Linked DNA regions of Homo sapiens: region 1 is linked to region 2. A link is a contact called in ENCODE Hi-C data. All regions are on one chromosome and are shown on one strand. Each heading gives the region's core, a stretch centred on a gene start or an enhancer-like site at or near the end of the contact. The rest is flanking DNA. Distances are from core to core; before and after follow the strand shown.

Region 1 (3,822 bases), core at 1,174-3,673, 2.3 Mb before region 2:
TTTCTTATATCAACACCTGAACCAGCAGTTGGCTTTCTTTTTTGGACCTCTGTCACAGCAAAACAATGTTTTATTATCTTATAAGGCAACCAGTAGAAATCATAGCTAAATCAAAGTGCAGGTGGAGGGCAACAGTAAGCTAGGTAAGTCACTAGGTTTCACATGCCAGCTAGCTTCACACTATTCAAATCTGTGCTTTGCAACATGATCAAATTACCTGTCATGGTTCTAAGAGGTTGTTTCTCAAAAGTGGTATTTGGAATGTTAAATCAGAAACTGCCAAGACATTATTATAATTATAAACAATCACAATGCTTTTAAAATTATTTATCATTTATATGTTATTTATTAGGACTAAAACACTTATTATTATGTTTAATCTAAAAATGGCAGAGTATACCAATACTCAAAATATAACCCCCAGGCTGGGCGCAGTGGCTCGCACCTGTTATCTCAGCACTTTGGGAGGCCGAGGCAGGTGGATCACGTGAGGTCAGGAGTTCGATACCACTCTGACCACCAGAGTGAAACCCTGTCTACTAAAAACACAAAATTAACCCGGCTACTTGGGAGGCTGAGGCAGGAAAATCACTTGAACCTGGGAGGCAGAGGCTGCAGTGAGCAGTGAACCGAGATTGAGCCATTGCACTCCAGCCTGGGCAACAAGAGCAAAACTCCACATTAAAAAAAAAAAAAAAAAAAAAAAAAAATATATATATATATATATATATATGCACACACACACACACACACACACACACACACACACACAACACACACACACACACACACACACCTCCTTTTAACTTCTAGGAAAACGGAAAACTGAGATCCTAAATTTGAAGTTTCAGAAAAAGAACATACTTTAAAACATTTCTTTAGAAGTGTTCTAGTTTGTGTTATAATCACTAACTATCAGAGTTAAAGAAATTAAGTCACAAAAATATGCTCAGTATACTCATGCCAGTGTTATTTCACATTAACAAAGTCAACAGTCACTTTTGACTCTTCCTATCAAAATAAAAAGGAAAGATTGTAGTTGCTAACATACACAGCTGAGAAACACATTTGGAAAACTAATACTGTGTTCTTTTAAAAATGAATAATTGTATATATAATACAGAAGTAAGTCAGCCTAGTAAGACAAGGCTGAAATTTTACCTAGAGAAAAATTTGATAAACAATCACAGCTTCAAGACAAAATAGCTAATGATCCATAACATGAAAATTCAATTGACATCAGAATTAAATTCTTCATATAAGATATCCAAAGTCCAAATACGTAATACAATGATCATGTTATATGCTTATGTAAGTCCAAGGTCTTATGTCATTCATTTGACCTGTATTATTAATATTTCATTCATTAATTCAATATTTACGGAGTATCTATTTTATCTATCTATCTATCTATCTGTCTGTCTGTCTATCTATCTATCTATCTATCTATCTATCTATCTATCTATCTATCTATCTATCTATCTCAGGCACGGAGGCATATAAAGTAGAATGGCTCCTAGCAACAGGCATCAAATAATTGTACTAACAGATTATGTTTAGCTTATTACATAAAAACTGTTGTATTTAGATGTAAGTCCAAGCAAAAATCAGGGGGAGGGAGGAATAACTTTAAGAATGTCACATTCTAGTTTTTAACTCTAGCTATACATGAGAATCACCTGGTATCTTTAAAAAATAAAAAGAAAAATCAAATGTTCCTAGGTCCCAATGTCACTTATCCTCATTTCCTCCCCTATTCCTCCATTCATATATGGAATTGGTCTGGAATAGGTCCCGTAGCACACTTCTCCTGCTACACAAGCCACCCTCAGGTGACTCTGATCTGCAGCCAGGGTTGAGTATCTCTGTTTTAGCCAATCATTATTTTCAAAGTATAAATACAGCTTAATGCTACTGGGATCATCAGAACTTCAAGCCTTTTGTTTGATTCACTATTTGTACTGAGCAGGCTTTTCTATAGCTCTGAAAAAGTAAAAGTTAACTCTGTAGAAAACTCACAGCAATGCAAATAAATTTTGTAGGTAGAGATGCAGATGAGGATATTAATATTTTATATATAATTTGGTAATCTCAGTCCACCATTCTTTCCTTCAGTGACTAGTGTATGTCAGTGTTTCCTAGTCCTTTGATCAGCTTTTCTATAATGTTGGTTAACTCATTAATAAGTTAATTCTTTGACAGGTCTTTACTTTTAAAGAAAAAAAAAAACAGAGCAACTAGCATAACCAAAAAAAAAAAAAAAGAAAACCCACAAATAAAATCCACAACAAAGAGAAAGATTCCCCTTAAACCTCAAAATATGAGCAGAGTGACAAACCAGACAGTTATGAGGCCCACAAAGTATCAGCATTTGTGTATGATGAGGCAGAGGGAAGGCACGGGGTTTTTCTGATGGCCCTGGGAACAGGAGAATCCCTTCAACCTCCCCTGAAGCCTCAATGGCATACTAGTCTCAGAATAGCAGCCTCATCTGGGAAAGGCTCTGAAGGATCTTGTTCTCAGGCTGAGAACAAGAACAATGCCATGCAAATAGGTGTTAGAGCAGTCTGGGCCATGTAAACTCTTGAAACTGATACTTCTTTTAGAAAAACTCCTAGGAGTAGACTCCAGACTGAGAAGAACAGGGCAACAGAAGCAAAGACAAGAAAAGTTCCAGATAAAAGAGAAAGGGAGCAGAAAAGATCTCAGAAAGGATGAAACCATACTTTGAAAAATCACCTTGTGAACACAACACAAGAGGGAGCTCTAGAGTTATGAAGCTGAAAAGGCTATCCTGGCCTATTCCTCTCACCATACAGGAAACTTACTGCACTGAAAAATGAGCGACAGAAGTATTAAGAATTCCACTTAAAACTATTATAAGGAAACACAGACTGGAGTAGAATCATGTCTCTACAGCGTGAAGTAAATTAAGAAAATTACAGAAGCTCTGAAGAAACATAAGACTCAGAAATTAGGTGACTGGAGAAGGAATTGAAATGAGAGGTGATAGAACTAAGAATTAAAAATAAAAAAAATTATTTCAGAATGAAAAGTACAATGCTTAATGCATTAGGGAAAAAAGGAGGATGGCTTTAAAAATAAAAAGATAAAAAGTTTTGAGAAAAAGTAATAAATAGAAAAGATTTTAAAAGATGAAGATCCAAGATAATATAAAGGGTACAGAGGGGAAACAAAATACAATAAATACCAAAAGGTATAATTCAAGAAAAAAAAAGTTCCTAAAACAAAAGATGACCTGAAACTACACATTTATTATGACTTTGAAAAGACATAGTTTATGCCAGAACACAATGGAGTAAAATATTAAATATACTCAATGAAAGAAAAGGTGAGCCATGGGTTTCATATCCGTCCAAATGAACCTTCAAGTATAAAGGTTGCAAACAAACTGAAAAGAACATGCAACATGCAAGTACTTGGGGAATACCATGAACACTGCCTGAGAATCTACTCAACTCCAGGGCAGGGGTCAGCAAACTTTTTCTGTGAAGGGCCAGAGAGTCAATACTTTTGGCTTTACAGGTCCTATGGTTCCTGTCACAACTGCTCAGCCCAGATACTGCAGTGTTTACGAAGGCAGCTATAAACAAAACATAGAGAGATCAGTCACATATGGCTTGTGGGTCATGGTTGCTGACCCCTGTACTAGAGAATGAGCTTCAGAAACCAAAACAAACAAACAAAAAAACTAGAAAGGACTCAACATGAGGACTGGTGCTGAGAATTAAATATATATTTACCAGTAGAACTAAGACTACCTGATGGTTATCAGGGTCTACAGTATAGCTCGTAATGGCT
Region 2 (3,946 bases), core at 1,163-3,662:
CTGGCTAATTTTGTTTTTGTTTTAAAGTAGTGACAGGGTTTCACCATGTTGGCCAGGCTGGTTTCCAACTCTTGACCTCAAGTGATCTGCCTGCCTGGGCCTCCCAAAGTGCTGGGATTACAGGCGTGAGCCACCATGCCTGGCCACATGTGTGTTTATAATTTAGTGTCATACATGTAATAAACAAGAAAGGAGAAAACAGTCTGGAATGGAACAGAACCCAAAACAGAGCTGGTTCATTTCAGCGCTGGCAGCCCCGTCTGCACCTCCCGAGACCCCCCAGGCACCCAGGCCCTGGCTCACAGGCTGGTACAGGGACTGCCCATCACCAGGCCCCCTACCTCCATGGCAAAACAGCAGAACATCTTCTAAACACAGCCCAGTCTCACTCTAGGGATTATTATTATTATTATTGTCTCCCCTTGCTCTGAAAACAGATTTCCCTTGCAGTGCAGATGAGCCCAGTGTAGCCGTCCCCCGGAGGGCGAGGGTGAGCAAGTGTGAGGTCGGATGCAGACCTCGCCTCTGCACAGGGCACCCTGGGAGGCACCGTTTATGTTCTGTCCTGCTGCGGATGCTCTGTCCACACAAGGACTCACTGGTAACAGACGGTCATGTGCAAAGCCATGAATGACTCTTGGAGGCCATAATCCTCAGAATATTGTAAGTACAATAGGTAGGTAGGCGGGTGGGTGGATACATAAATAAAGAGATAACCTAGCCTTGGGGTTGCAGTTTCAGTGATCTCTACCACCCCAAACTCCCAGGTTTTTTTGTTTTTTGTTTTTTTGAGACGGAGTCTCGCTGTGTCACCCAGGCTGGAGTGCAGTGGCGTGATCTTGGCTCATTGCAAGCTCCGCCTCCCGGGTTCCTGCCATTCTCCCACCTCAGCCTCCTTAGTAGCTGGGACTACAGGCACCCGCCACCACGCCCGGCTAATTTTTTGTATTTTTAGTAGAGACGGGGTTTCACCGTGTTAGCCAGGATGGTCTCGATCTCCTGACCTCGTGATCCGCCCGCCTCGGACTCCCAAAGTGCTGGGATTACAGGCATGAGCCGCCGCACCCGGCCTCCCAGGTTTCTGCTAAGAATTATGCTTCATTCTGCAAGCACAACAGAGCGCTCCATTCTTCAGGTCTGGGAGCAACACTGAACAAACTGCCATCTGCAGTGATCCTGACTTTCCAGATTGACTTCCATGAAGCTCGGGGGGGCAAGGAAACAAGGAAGCAGGCATGTAGCCTGGGCCACCGTGAAACGGACCCTTCTTAGAGGCACGACCTCCCATCCTCCAAGCCCACATCTCAGGAGGAGAGAAAAGATGACCCATGATGGGGCCTGAACTGCAGCAGAAACCGGGACCTCCCTGAGAGGACTGGGATGTAGAGCGGCCGTAAACCTGGGGCTCCGGCAAAACTGAAACAGACAGTTCCTACATTCCCACACCCAGAGCTGTTGCGGTCATTTCTGTGCATGCAGTTTTTTGGTAAATAAAGAGACCGGGGGGAAGGTGCCAGTTCCGGCCGCCACCCTGCTGAAGAGGATGCCAAGGCCGCTGCAGCATCCTGAGGCCGTCTCAGGCCCAGGAGTCAACCATGCACCCCTAACGGCATCAGCTTTCAGAGTATTCCTGGAGCACGCGCTATCCCGGACGCTGCTTCCAAGTCAACCGCCACCCAGCATTTTACTAGTTAATATGCCATAGTGGGAACCATACAATTTCCTTTCCCTGCATGAGTTCACAGAATTTAAATACGGATTTAATCAAACATGTTAACGAATCCTCTTGCTTCTGGAGTAGTAAGAAAACTGCTCTGCAAACCACAACATTTTGAAAAGTAAAATGTTCTCTGAAAGTAATTTCATTATTTTGTGTTGCATAGATGCATGTGGCAAAGAAAGCCATTAAAAAATAGAAAGGGAGGGCTTTCTGAGTGCCACCTCCAATGCTCCCTGTCTAGTGCATGCGTGAGCTAAGTTGCTAGGAAATGACTCATTCTTTAATTTGCAAAGTCACGACGCCCATGGAACATGTGAAAAGCAACTACCAGCCGCAGTTCTAAGCCGTCTTTCACCAACAAGGAAGATATTACTAAATTAGGAAGACTCATTTTGCCCAAACGTACTACAACGTAGAAATTCAGATGAGTTTTCTCTTTTGAAGTCTTCTTAGAAGGCTGAATATTTATCTTACTACAGCCAAAGCCCAGACGTTTCCTAAAACACCCTTTTGGAATTTGCCTTCCAAGCCAGTTTTATGACTCACATAGGAAAAACAGAGCATAAAACCTTTAACCTTATCTCAGTTTTTTGGCCAAAGTAACATTCTCTGTCTTGTTGACTCTGACTCACAAGATGAACCTTAGAGCTCCTCGTTGGCTGTATCGGATCCATCGTCGGACAGAATTTTTTACGTTGAGTCATTCGATCACATCTAAGAACATGCCACAGGCTCTGAAGTCATTTCAACTTATTCGAAATTGTTTTGAGCTGTGTCAAAATAACCAGCCTTCTAACCATGTAGGAGATCATTCTATATGTAGAGGTGGTTTTGACTAGAATTTTTAGGCAATCGCCGAATCCATCATAAATGGAGTAAGCTAGTTCACCTATGCGCGTAGTTCACCTATGGGTGGCTTTCTCGGACGTCTCATATGTAAGTTTTTTTTTTTAAAGTTACAGACAAAGGGAAATTATACCGTTGTGTTGCAGCAGTAGGCTTTTTCTTTCAGAATGCTTGTTGCATGGGTCCATGTGTCTTCTCAACTGGATAATGCTTTTTTCCAATCTGATTTCCTGAATTCTTCACTCAACTAACTCCAAATGGTGAACATTCCAACTACCAGAATAAAACAAGCTCCTAGAGATAACAGACTTTAAAAGTGCCTTCCAGATAGTGTTATCACCAGCTTCCTGCAGACATAGTTACTGCATCCAGAGATGTAGGGGCTTTGCTGCTTCTGAGTAAATACTATTTTTTTTGTTTCCTACAGAATCAAGCTTTCCCTAGTTTAATCCTTTTCCCTCCCCCACAGAACCTAAAGCTACAACATTCCTTAATAAATTAAAGCATTTCACTTTTAGAATTCAGAGCATGCATGCAGAGGTCAGCTCTGAACGGCTCTCTAGGCTTAGACTTGGGAAACACCAGCGTTCCAAACTAGGTGTGCGAGAAAGAGAGGCGGCAGGAATTTCACTATGTCAATGGTTTTCAAAGGCCAGGAATCGTGGCTTTATCCTGTCTCTAGGAAATTCAGAGGCAGAGCCTGAGATTAAACAGCCCCACACCAACACACATCCCAAGCCCTGCTCACCTCCCCACCAACACTCTGAAGGAACGCTCTTGTCCAGAGACCCTACCAATCACCCCAGCAAAGCACCCTCACTGATTTCATTACTTGATAGAAAATTTCTATAGAGCAGCCTCAGGATTTCTTCTTGGGAGACTCAGTCAACTGTAAAATTCTAAAATAGGTTAGCACACGACACACCATCATGTGGTCCTGCACTTGCTTCTTTGGAAGACCAATAATGCAACAGCATGATGTATTTAGCCCTCTGGCATCACAGATTTCTTTAAGCCAAAGCTAAGAGTGCACAATTCCGGTAAGTTGTACAACCAACAGCCCCAGCAGGAGCGAGGCCGGTCGCCCTTCCTCCCCTGTAGAGAGAGGGTCCCAAGCACTGGCCTGGCAGTGACCTTACAGCAAACCCCACCTTGAGGCTCATTCAGCTGACCACAGTGGTGGGGAGGTGGTGGTGAAGGGAGATGGTGCTCTTCTGCAGTTTGAAATGTTCACTGAAACTAGATTGTCTGAAGCCACAGGCAATGGTGTAAATGGTGGTGGGATGAAGGCAGATCATACATGAAGAATTCAGCATGGGACCTGGCTGGCATATAAACATGTAATAAAAGATAATGCTACGACAGATGCGGTGGCTCACG

Evidence for each region. A loop is a pair of places that touch in the nucleus more often than their neighbours do. Pooled maps may share reads with other maps.
Region 1: a map of tibial artery shows a loop between it and region 2 (11-fold over the local background). The contact joins two enhancer-like sites. A Hi-C loop is called at or near these places in 2 of 168 maps with a recorded cell type or tissue (ascending aorta and tibial artery) and 4 of 50 pooled maps.

The regions. Positions count from the first base shown.
Region 1 is chr10:5,433,137-5,436,958 of GRCh38, reverse strand. All of the region lies in intron 3 of NET1 (neuroepithelial cell transforming 1), which reads right to left. Among named protein-coding and RNA genes, the nearest start is that of NET1, 22 kb to the right of the region's middle. Within about 2 kb of position 2,423, at least 2 of the 41 ENCODE cell types and tissues checked have a DNase peak (open chromatin) inside an H3K27ac peak, as active enhancers do.
Region 2 is chr10:3,093,922-3,097,867 of GRCh38, reverse strand. All of the region lies in intron 2 of PFKP (phosphofructokinase, platelet), which reads right to left. Among named protein-coding and RNA genes, the nearest start is that of PFKP, 28 kb to the right of the region's middle. RefSeq lists an enhancer at 1,518-2,717. Within about 2 kb of position 2,412, at least 20 of the 41 ENCODE cell types and tissues checked have a DNase peak (open chromatin) inside an H3K27ac peak, as active enhancers do.